2 separate regions of the Homo sapiens genome follow, and region 2 is linked to region 1. Evidence: read pairs that join two places in POLR2A ChIA-PET (ENCODE). Cell type or tissue: Caco-2. All regions are shown on one strand. Links, peaks and the distances in the headings refer to the core of each region. The heading gives the core; the rest is flanking DNA. Region 1 overlaps PPP2R2B (protein phosphatase 2 regulatory subunit Bbeta). Region 2 has its middle 13 kb from the start of PPP2R2B-IT1.

Region 1 (5,390 bases), core at 314-5,313:
GTCTCTTTAGATCTATTCTAGACCCTTTCCAATCTATTCTTTGCACTGCAGCCAGAATAGTATTTTTGAAAAGCAAACTTGGTCACTTTCCCCAATCTTCCCTACATTTAAGCATTTAAATGGCTTCCTGTTACTCATAAGATAAAAAGCAAAAATGGCTCATATATTTTTGCAAGACTCTGCAAGATGTGGCTTCTGTCTAATGTCCATCCTGTGGGAACTTAAGCCACACTGGCCACCTTTCACTTTTTGAACACACACTCTCTCTACTGCTACTACCATAAAGCCCTTGTACATGCAGTTCTCCCTGCCTGGGTCATCTTCCCATCTCCTCTTCAACAGAGCTAACTCTTATTATGACTTTCGGATTTAGCAATTATTCTTTCACCAGGGAAGCCTTCCCTGTCTAGGTCCAATAATCCTCTTATTACACACTCTCAGAGTACTACTAACTCCTTCAGAGTGCTTGTCACGGTTGCAATTGTACATTTATCTTTATTATTCTTTATTAATATATTTCCCCAGAGGGTCTTGTCACTCCATATTCCTGGTATCTAACCCCATAGCTGGTATACAATAAGTGCCCAATAAACACCTATCAAGTAAATGTCTGAAAAATGACCACGCAATCTATCCATACTGCTGTAAAGACTTTCTAGAATATTAAAGTCCTCTTTGGATTCAGAAGAATATGTCACTTCACATAATAAATTTGATTGGTCACCCCAAGGATGAGTAAATAAACATCACTGCCAGGTTTGGTAGTTTCCAAATAAACATGAGGTCCTTTTTATCATATCGAAATGAATATTATTCAATATTACATAGAAGTGGACATAAGAGGACATGAAGAAACAATCTCATGCAGTAAAGGTTCACAATGGTGCCAATCATCTCCTAATCCTGTCCCTCAGAGATCTGTTTATTAAGTAATTTTTCTTTATTTCACAATATCTCAAATGCTACTATTGGGCTCAAGCTCTCATCATTGGCCTTGGATTTCATTCAACATTTAACAAATATTTACTGAGCATATTTACTAGATTCCAGGCACTGTGTTAGAGCCTGGGATACACACTAGGCAAGAGAGACAGGTGCTCACCTTCAAGAAGAGAGGATAACCAACACACAAATGAGTAAATAAAATGATTGCTGATTGCTATTAGTGCTAACAAGGAAAGAGATCCTGTTCCATGTGAGTGAGATCATGCCCATTGCTTCATCATGATTGTAAGTGATCCAAATGCCTCACTGGGATAACCTGCATCATTATTGCTTCGTGGTACCAGGTAGATCACAGTCTTTTCTTTTTACTTGATGAAGGAGTAAAGAATTTTCTGTTTTAATGCCATGGTTTCCTATAAGAATTTAAATATACTCACTTTCTCAAATTAAATAAGTGTAGGCAAAACACAAGGTATACCTTTTCTAAGGAGTCACTATAACACCTCAAAATCTCTATTGTCAGCTTTGATGCACCCCAAAAGATCAAAGTGCCTTGCTCTTTAAGATGCATATCTCAACAGAGCAGCTGTTTCATTTCAAGAGAGTCTTCATTTTTTTTTTAGTGATAAGTTTACAAGCAGTTGTTAGTGGTACAGAAAATCTTACGACATCTGTGGAGAAGTTGTAAATTTTTCAGATTGGGTTAGGATTCTCTTGATAATCATTAAAATCCTTGAGGTCTAGGATAGCATTTGGAGCATAATTTGACCTCAATTATGTGTTAAATGTTTGCTGAAGAAATGGTGATGCTTTGAGAAAATTAGCTATTTGAAGCATGAGACCAGAGTGGAGCTGAAAGAAAAAAATTAAAATTAAAGTGGCTCACTTATCAAAAACCAAAGCCACAGAGAAAGGGGACCAATAACAGCATCCTCTTCATTCCATTTTGATTAAGGCTGCAGGCTTATGAGGGGACAGGAAGCTGGGAGAATCTCAAGAAAAGAAAATGCAGTCCCTAAATGCCACAGCTCAAGAGGAATGCTCCAGCCTACTGTCTCCAATGGAGAAGAACAATCTGCAGATTGACAAAGCCCTCTGTTTACACTCCTGAACAAATAAACTAATCATGCCTTTGTTTTTAACCTAACAAATCATAGCCTGATTACAGGTCATTAGTGACCATTAATATGTGAAACTGTTTGCATTTCACTAGTATATCTGAATAACAGTCTTGCCTTTCACACTAGCTCAGTCAAGTTTCCAAAAGGAAAGCCCCGTTATCAGGCCACGAGCAGGACTTAAATTAACAATTAGCCTCTAGAATCGAACTATGATGCAGAAGAATTCATTATTTTGGTTCATTGTGGTTCCGCCTACTGTAGAACCAGTCTTTGCCTTTGTAGTGGAGACATGCTCTTTGTGCCAAAAGATTGTGTGACCACCTCTCTCCAAACATTCTCAACAATTCCCAATGACTGCTAATGTGTTGGCCAGCAACATGAACCTGCTTATGTGACAATAGTATAGACGGTCCTAAGTTCACAATACGATGGCTGATTAGAGTACAGATAAATGCAGGGAGCACATTGGGAATTATCAGAAACATAGAAGTGACAGGAAAAAGGTCTATTTGACAAAAAAGCGGAGGCAGAGTAGAGAGTATGTATACCTGAGTGAACCTGATAATCTAGAATTTTTAAAAGTGCAATTAGAGCTTTGGATTATCAGCATTAAGAGGCAAGATTCTTCAAAGGAATTGGATAATTGCCAAGCCTCCATTTCATTTTGTGCTGAGCAGTCGTCACAGAGGGGCATGGAGTGATTAACAGAGATTAAAGATCTCAGGAATGTTTGAGAACTTTCTAACATAGCAGTTGCCATTTAGGAGCAAACCCATGGTCCAACTTATCTAATGTTCTGTTGCTTCAAAAAAATGTCCCCTAGGAAATGCCACTTTTGACTACTAATGTGTTGAGGCCATAGAATTAGAGGCATTGCTAACAAATCAAGAAATGGCAGCCCATATATTGCTGCAATCATTTTTACTTTTTATTCTGGACTAGCTACCAACCACGTGATTCATGCCCCAGTTTAAAATGCATAATGATAGTATAGAGTTCCATGTAGTTTAAAAAGTCCTTTTAATCCATTATCCTGCTCATCTCTATATCAGCTTATGAAAGTTAGATTATGAATAGTATAGTAATGGTGCAAAACACAGGTTCTAAGTTAAACTTGTCTGTTTTCAAATCCTGGCTTTTCTACTGCTAATAAGGTGACTTTGAGCAAATTTCTTAACCTTTCTGAGCTTCTTTTTGCTTATCTGTGAAACAGATAATAATGATGCCTACCTCAAAAGGTGATTTCAAAACCCTAATTGAGTAACTAATGCATGTAAAGGGCTTAGTACACTACATGGCACATAATTAGTGCTCAATAAATATTAACTGCTATCATTTTTTTTTTCCACCAGCAGCAGTATCCACTATGGCCACCATCTCCATCTTCCACAGAATAAGGAAAATAAAATATCTACGATAGACTTTTTCCTGAAGTCACCCAATTACTAAATAACTGAGGTGGGACTAACCATCATCTTGACTACCATTCTCCCTGCTTGGAATACTTTTCATTCTTCTTCCCTCCTCCTCATCCTTCAGGTCTCAGTTTAGCCATCTGCTTCCTCATGAGCCCTGCTCTGAGCCCTCTTATGTCATTTCACATTCTCTTGTACTTCCTCCATCAGAGAACCTCTCATTCTGCATTATAATTGCCTGTTGTCCTGTATGTGTCCCCTACTAAACCACAGGTTCCTTAACAGTAGAGACCAGGTCTATATACTAAACCTTTGCATCCCCAGCACCGAGTACAGCACCAGACACATAGTAAGTGCACAATAAATACTTAATAAGTAAAAGGATGGATGCCAGACTCTTCATTCCCAATCTGCTGACACACATTAAATTATTATTTCACACTGGAATGGATTTTAGAAAATCAGAGAGAGCCCTACAAGGCTTCATGTCTTATACTGCTCTTAAATAATCATAATCTCATGTCAGAAATTCAAGGCAATTTTTAAAATACATAATATGTTACATATTTATGGGGTACATGTGATATTTTATTACATGCATAGAATGTATAATGATCAAGTTATGGTATTCGGGTTATTTATCACCTTGAGTATTTATTATTTCTATGTGTTGGGGACATTTCAAATTCTCTCTTCTGGCTTCTTTGAAATATGCAATACATTGTTGCTAACTACAGTCACTGTACTCTGCTATCAAACATTAGAATTTATACCTTTTATCTAACCGTATATTTGTACCCATTGACCAACCTCTTTTCATCAAGGCAGTCTTAACCAGATTCTAATAGATTCAATTTCTGAAGAAAGTAACTAAACTTGTGAAAATGACACCTTGAAGTGATTCTTACATTATATTAAAACACAAGCACGTGTGTATAGACACACACTCACCTTGTACCTCACACTGATCGCTAAGCTGTGCACAATACTTATATAGTCACCAACCCTCCAAATTTGGAGAAGGGCACTGTCTTTGTACTTTGAAGGGATTTTTCAGAAACATTTGGACTTGATGAGGCACAGTGAAAAGCAGGTATTTATCCTGGCTATTCTTCACGACAAGCTCTTAAAATTTGGACTCTGAACTGTCTCTCGCAGTTTTTATGTTTTTAGAAATTTTGAGTCTGATATGACACAAGTCGTAAAATTTGACCAAATAACAAAATACTTCCATTTTTTTTCTCCCTCCATCTTGGAGGAGGAATAGGGGGCATAAAAGTTGGAAGCTCCAGGGAAATCCACTCAAAGCTATTCAGTTTCATCTCATTAAAGTAACATCATCAAGGGCAAACCAAATAAAACTCAAACCCCCAATCAATATTATATTAGAATGCACTGAAAGTGTTACTTAGTTGGTAGGAAGGAAAAAAAATCGTACATTGAAATTACAACAGATGTAAGCCTTTTATTCAAATAGACCAGAGAGCAAAAGGTAATTTTTCAATAGCAAGGGAAGAGCTGAACTCTACCTCACATCACCAACACTATTTAAAAGCAAAACCTGCTCTTATTATTTTATATAAAAACACATTTAAAAATATCACCTGCATGGAGTCTCTATAAATGCATAATGCTAACATTGCATAGTTCCCTTAGGACACAAATGCCTCACACATCTTTATCCATAGTCTGATGGAGAATATTCACAAACATATATGCATACAGACACAAACACAGTATACATACACATACACACATACCTGCTTTTTGTTTTCTTCCCTTTTTGAACTGTGACCACCTTTTAAATTTTATTAGCTCTATGATAAAATATTTATCTAGAGCCTTTTTCCCTCTTCGTTCCTTTTATTAAAGGGAGCTCTTCTCTTCTGAATGTTGTACTCTTTGATCT
Region 2 (5,390 bases), core at 236-5,235, 54 kb after region 1:
GGGAAGAAAAAGGAAAGAATGCAAGTTTATTATATAAGAACATTATTATAAAAGGAGACCAAAGTTTGACCAAGTGGCAGAAAGTAGGAAATCAATAGGCTTAGTCTAGAGATTAAATATCTACTCAGCCTCTCATGAGGCTTATCAAGCCCAGTCCTGGGGTAGGAGGTAACTAATGGAACTAGAGGAAAGTTGTAGAAAATTCCACAGGCAGTATTGGGAGCGTGTTCCCCGAGTCCTAAAGTATAGCCCAGAGAGGTTGTAAGCTTCTTGGAGAAACCTCATGTCTAACCAATATGGTGCTTGAGTAATGGTTGTAACCACTGATCATACAGACTGGCTGAAGACATCTGCTTGAAGTCCTGTAGCCTCAGTATAGAATGAAAGAGACTGCTAAAAGTAGCTTCATCTCCTTGAGAGAAAAGCAGAAACAGTTAAGAACACAGTGATGAACCCAAAGGTGCCAGGAGTCAAAATGAGGGCACGGACATGGTACTGGAGGTCATGGTAACACCACATTTAACAGCAGCAGGTTAACATTAACATGAGGAACCAGATACAAAAAAGTCACACCCAAGCCAAGACTGGGAGAAAACATATACAAAACATGTTTGCTAAGGAACTTATATTCAGCCTATTTAAAACAACTTTTACAAATCAATAATTAAAAGACAACCTGATAAAAATGGGGGCAAAATATCTGAACAGAAATTTTACCAAAGGATATATATGAGTGGCAAATAAGCACCTGAAAATATGCTCAACATTATTAGTCATTAAGGAAATGAAAGTTAAAACCGCAATGAAATACCATTGCATCTCTACTAGAATTGCCAAGACTAACTATGTCAAGTGTTGGTGAGGACATGGAGCAATTGGGACTCTCATACTTTGCTGGTGGGAGTGGAAAATGGAACACTGGAAAATATTTGTTATTCCCCTATAAAATTAAACACACACCATTCAATCCACTCCTGTATATTTATTAGGAAGAAATAAAAACATATCTCAATCTACTCCTCTCCTGCATATTTATTAGGGAGAAATAAAAGCATGTCCACACAAACATTTGTACTTGAATGTTCTTGTCTTAAGTTTGAAATTTTTAAATTTTTAAATTTTTATAATAGAGATGGGATCTCACTATGTTGACCAGGCTGGTGGTCTTGAACTCCAGGCCTCCAGTGATCCTCCAGCCATGATCTCACCTTGACCTCCCAAAATGTTGGGATTAAAGACATGAGGCACTGTTCCTGGCCTGAATGTTCTTAACAGCTTTATTTATAAGCCAAAAACTGGAACAGCCCAACTGCCCACCAACTAGTGAATGGTATAGTACATCTATACAATGTAATACTACTTAGCAATTAAAAGGAACTCACTCCTATTAAATACCCTCTAAATAAATCTCAAAATCAATGTGATAAGTGAAAGAAGTCAAACAAAAGGCTAAGTGCAATCTGATTTTATTCATATAACATTATAGAAAAGACAAAACTATAGAGTCAAATGGCAGATCATTGGTTGCTAGTGCCCAGTGGTGGTAGGTTGGGATTGATTTCAAAATAGCAGGAGTCAGCTTTTGGGGATGATGGAAATGTTCTCTGTGCTATCCAGTATGGAAGCTCCCAAGCCACATGTAGCTACTGAAATTTTAATTACATATAATTTAAATTAAATAAAATTTAAATGGAAATAAAAGTTATAATGGAAAGCTTGTAAGCAGGATTGAAACAATTTGGACATTTGAACCTATTTTTTCAGCTGTGAATTTTATAAGTTCTAAATAAAAATTAAGTATTTCTAGTAAAGATATATTGTCTGAGTTGAGATATGTTGGAAGTGTAAAATACACAATAGACTTGAAAGAATGGATGTGAAAAAAGACATAAAGTAGCTCCTTAATATATTCTTATATTGATTCCATAACAAAGTGATAATATTTGAATATATTAAGTTAAAGAAAATATATTATTAAAATTAATTTCACCTGCTTCTTGTACCATTTTCCATTTATTTATTTATTTATTTATTTATTTATTTGGAGACAGAGTTTCACTCTTGTTGCCCAGGCTGGAGTGCAATGGCGCGATCTCGGCTCACCGCAACCTCTGCCTCCTGGGTTCAAGTGATTCTCCTGCCTCAGCCTCCCTAGTAGCTGGGATTACAGGCATGCGCCACCACGCCCAGCTAATTTTGCATTTTTAGTAGAGACGGGGTTTCTACATATTGGTCAGACTGATCTCGAACTCCCGATCTCAGGTGATCCGCCTGCCTCGGCCTCCCAAAGTGCTGGGATTACAGGCGTGAGCCACCGCACCTGGCCTTTTTCTTTTATTTTTAATTGACACATAATGATTATGCATCATCATATTTATGGGGCACAGAGTGATATCTCAATATATGTATCTTTCTTCTACTTTTTGGAAATGTGGCCACTGGAAAACTTTTAAATTATGTACCTGGCTCACCTTATACGTCTATTGGGCAGTACTGTTCTACCTCATGACTGTGGCAGTGGTTACAACACTGTATGCCCTTGTCAAAACATATTGAATTGTACATTTAAAACTAGCACATTTTTTGAAATGTCAATTGCACTTTATGCAGCTGATTAAATTTAAAGAGACAATCTACTTCTAAGAAGACCAGCCGAGTTACACTGTAGCAGGAGACAGGATGAGTAACACAGGAAGGGGGCGCTGCAGGGACAGAGGCCTAAAGGGAAGACCAGGAAAGGCAAGAGGCTCCTTGGCTGATTGTGGTGAGGACAGAAGATAGCGCAGGATGCCATTCCGACAGGGAAGTAGGAAAGTACAGGAGGCTTTTGTGGGTGTAAAATGGAATGTTTAGAGCCTAAATTATCAGCTTAAGTCTGAAAACGATTGTATAAGCATGAATTGGCTAAATTACATTTTTTTTTCCATCAGCAGATGTAGAAGTTAAAATCTAGAAATAAAGCTGCATTTTTGCACAAGCGAGCTGGGGGATTATTACAACTACGTATTTTAAGCCATCTATGTGCATTTTCCTGAAGCTCAGCTCAAGCAGCTCTTCTCCCAGAGCTTCTTCAGGACATTGGTTAAAATGAATGTGTTCCCATATGAGCGTTCCCAAAGTTCAGCTTATATTCCTATTATGGAAAATTTCATGTACCCAGGAGCCAAAGAAAGTGGAATTAATGTCCTTACAGAAGGGCAAAGTCTACAACAGCATCTCTGTGCTGCCTGGTCATCACCAAGTTGGAGAAAGGGCTAAGGGCAGGTGTACCTGAACATCCCCCCTGAGGCCAACCCATCAGCTATAGTGTGGAACACACTGTGCCTCACACTGTTTAAGTTCTCTACTTGGGAGAAACCCCCTTTTCCATTATCCTGTATAAATGCTGTTGATTTGTCAAGGCCCAGCTAAGTTTTTGTCTTTTCCCATACCACTTTCATTTTCTACTGCTTTGAAATCCTACACTACTTTACTGTTTAGCAATTGTGAGTTATTAACTATTGGGTCCTGTGTGTTTATTCTGTCTCCTCAATCAAATGGTGAGGTTCTTGGGGGCATGCCTTTCATTTCCATAGTATGCAGTGGTTTGTTAGTCTTTCAAACTGGCTGATCAAATGTTGGCAGCATTGAATTCCCTAGAAGGAAAAACCATGTTGTTCTTCCTTATTAATAAATATGATCATAGAGAAAAACTGCCGAGCAGAACAGCAGCAGCAATGATTTTATGAGCATACCCACAGCCACGTTCTTTACATTAATTCTCACGTTTTGTCTTCTAAATCAAACTACATGATACCTATAACCATGGTTCCTCAAGTGACTGGAGGTACCCCAGGGCACCACAGTGAACTTACAGGAAAGCCAAGACAGATTTTAAAGTTTTGAGGGAAACACTTCTGTGATACACCATGCAAAATATTAGCTTGAAGTAGATCACAGTTGCAACATTAGATTGTACTACATGACAGATCTTTGTAAAGGTTGGTTGTGATGAAAACCAAGTATGGTGCAAAATTCAACATGGAAGAGAAAAGTCTGATTCCAAGTTTCAAGGAATTATGCAGTACTCAACAGGCACACATATTCTACTAGTAAGTTCTTGGTGTTTACTTAAAAATTAAATTTTTTTTTCTTTCAATATGTATATTTTTCAAAAGACTCCTAAATTTTTTGAACATACATATGTATACAGCTGTTTGGGCCTAGCTACGTAATAAAGAAATTGTTAGATTTTTTTTTTTTTTTGGCATAGGGGTGTGTTAAACAATTACTGAGACACTAAGGGCTCCATTAACAGAAAAAGTTTAGCAGTCTGCACCCTGTAAGGCTCACATCATTGTTTTCAGGTTGTAGTTGAAGAAGGTGATGACCTAGAGTGTTGAGAAACTTCCCAAAGGCCCTACACTAGTCAGTGTCAGACCTAGGATTCAATTCCAGCTTCCCCTCAATATAAAACTCATGCCTTCTTTCTTCCTTTCCCGCCCTCCCTTCCTCCCTTCCTCCCTTCCTCCCTTCCTTCCTTCCCACCCAGGGTTTTGCTATGTTGCCCAGGCTGGAGTGCAGTGCCGTGATCACGGCTCACTGCAGCCTCAAACTCTTGGGCTCAAGTGATCCTCCTGAGTTGCCTCCCGAGTAGCTGGGATTACAGGGGTGGGCCCTGGAGCTCAGATCGTGTTTTTCATCCTGGGTTTACTTTAAGATCCTTCAGATCAGCTCCTGGAGGCAGCCACCAAAGAGAAAGCAGATGGTCCATGGAGAAGTAATAGTGGGAGAAGATTTCCCCTGCAGCTAAGAGAGGGCAGTGGGAGGTCACAGAAAGTAGCAGGGTGAGTGACCTTGACTGTTTCTGACCACCAGCTATTACCACAACATAAATTTACACTGAGGAATTAAGAGACTAACTAGGGGTTCCATGGGGAGCTCATCCATCCTCCTAGACCATGACATTCCCCCACACTAACATCAGAGGGAAGAGTGGGTAACTTATCAGTAAGTAGAGCAGTTCTTGAATTCAGTTCATTTGCTTCTGGGATATTCTTGGATTTTTATTCCAACCCCAATACACTTCAAAGAATGACAATGTGACCCTTTTCTTGTCCTAATGATCTGGGAGCATTTTCCTCACCATTATGCACATGTTACTACCCTCTTAAGAGGTCAGTAAAGCTCTTCATTTCAAAACCTGATTTATTTGCATTCATAATCTCCCTGTTAGCTAGGCAATCTGCATAATAACCTGGCATGAAATATTTTTAACCAGGCTTTCCAAAATATAGAAAGAAGCCTTCCTAATAATGGAAGGCATTCACTATCTTAAACTGGAATCCATTTACAGATTAAATTTGCCAAGAGGTCAGCTTGCAGCTGCCACTGTGTTGCAAGCCCGCATG

The links. Peaks named below come from ENCODE experiments on the same cell type or tissue, not always from the same donor. Only the 100,000 strongest peaks of a DNase experiment are listed, where the experiment ranks them.
Region 2: POLR2A ChIA-PET joins it to region 1 with 5 read pairs; 2 of 35 experiments call an interaction of 5 or more read pairs at or near these places.

What each region holds. Positions count from the first base shown.
Region 1 is chr5:146,850,268-146,855,657 of GRCh38, forward strand. All of the region lies in intron 2 of PPP2R2B (protein phosphatase 2 regulatory subunit Bbeta), which reads right to left. Among named protein-coding and RNA genes, the nearest start is that of PPP2R2B, 26 kb to the right of the region's middle. In Caco-2, for the core only: no CTCF peak of the experiment used is centred there; no DNase peak of the experiment used is centred there.
Region 2 is chr5:146,904,296-146,909,685 of GRCh38, forward strand. It overlaps a transcript of PPP2R2B not described here. Among named protein-coding and RNA genes, the nearest start is that of PPP2R2B-IT1, 13 kb to the right of the region's middle. In Caco-2, for the core only: no CTCF peak of the experiment used is centred there; a DNase peak (open chromatin) is centred at 2,726.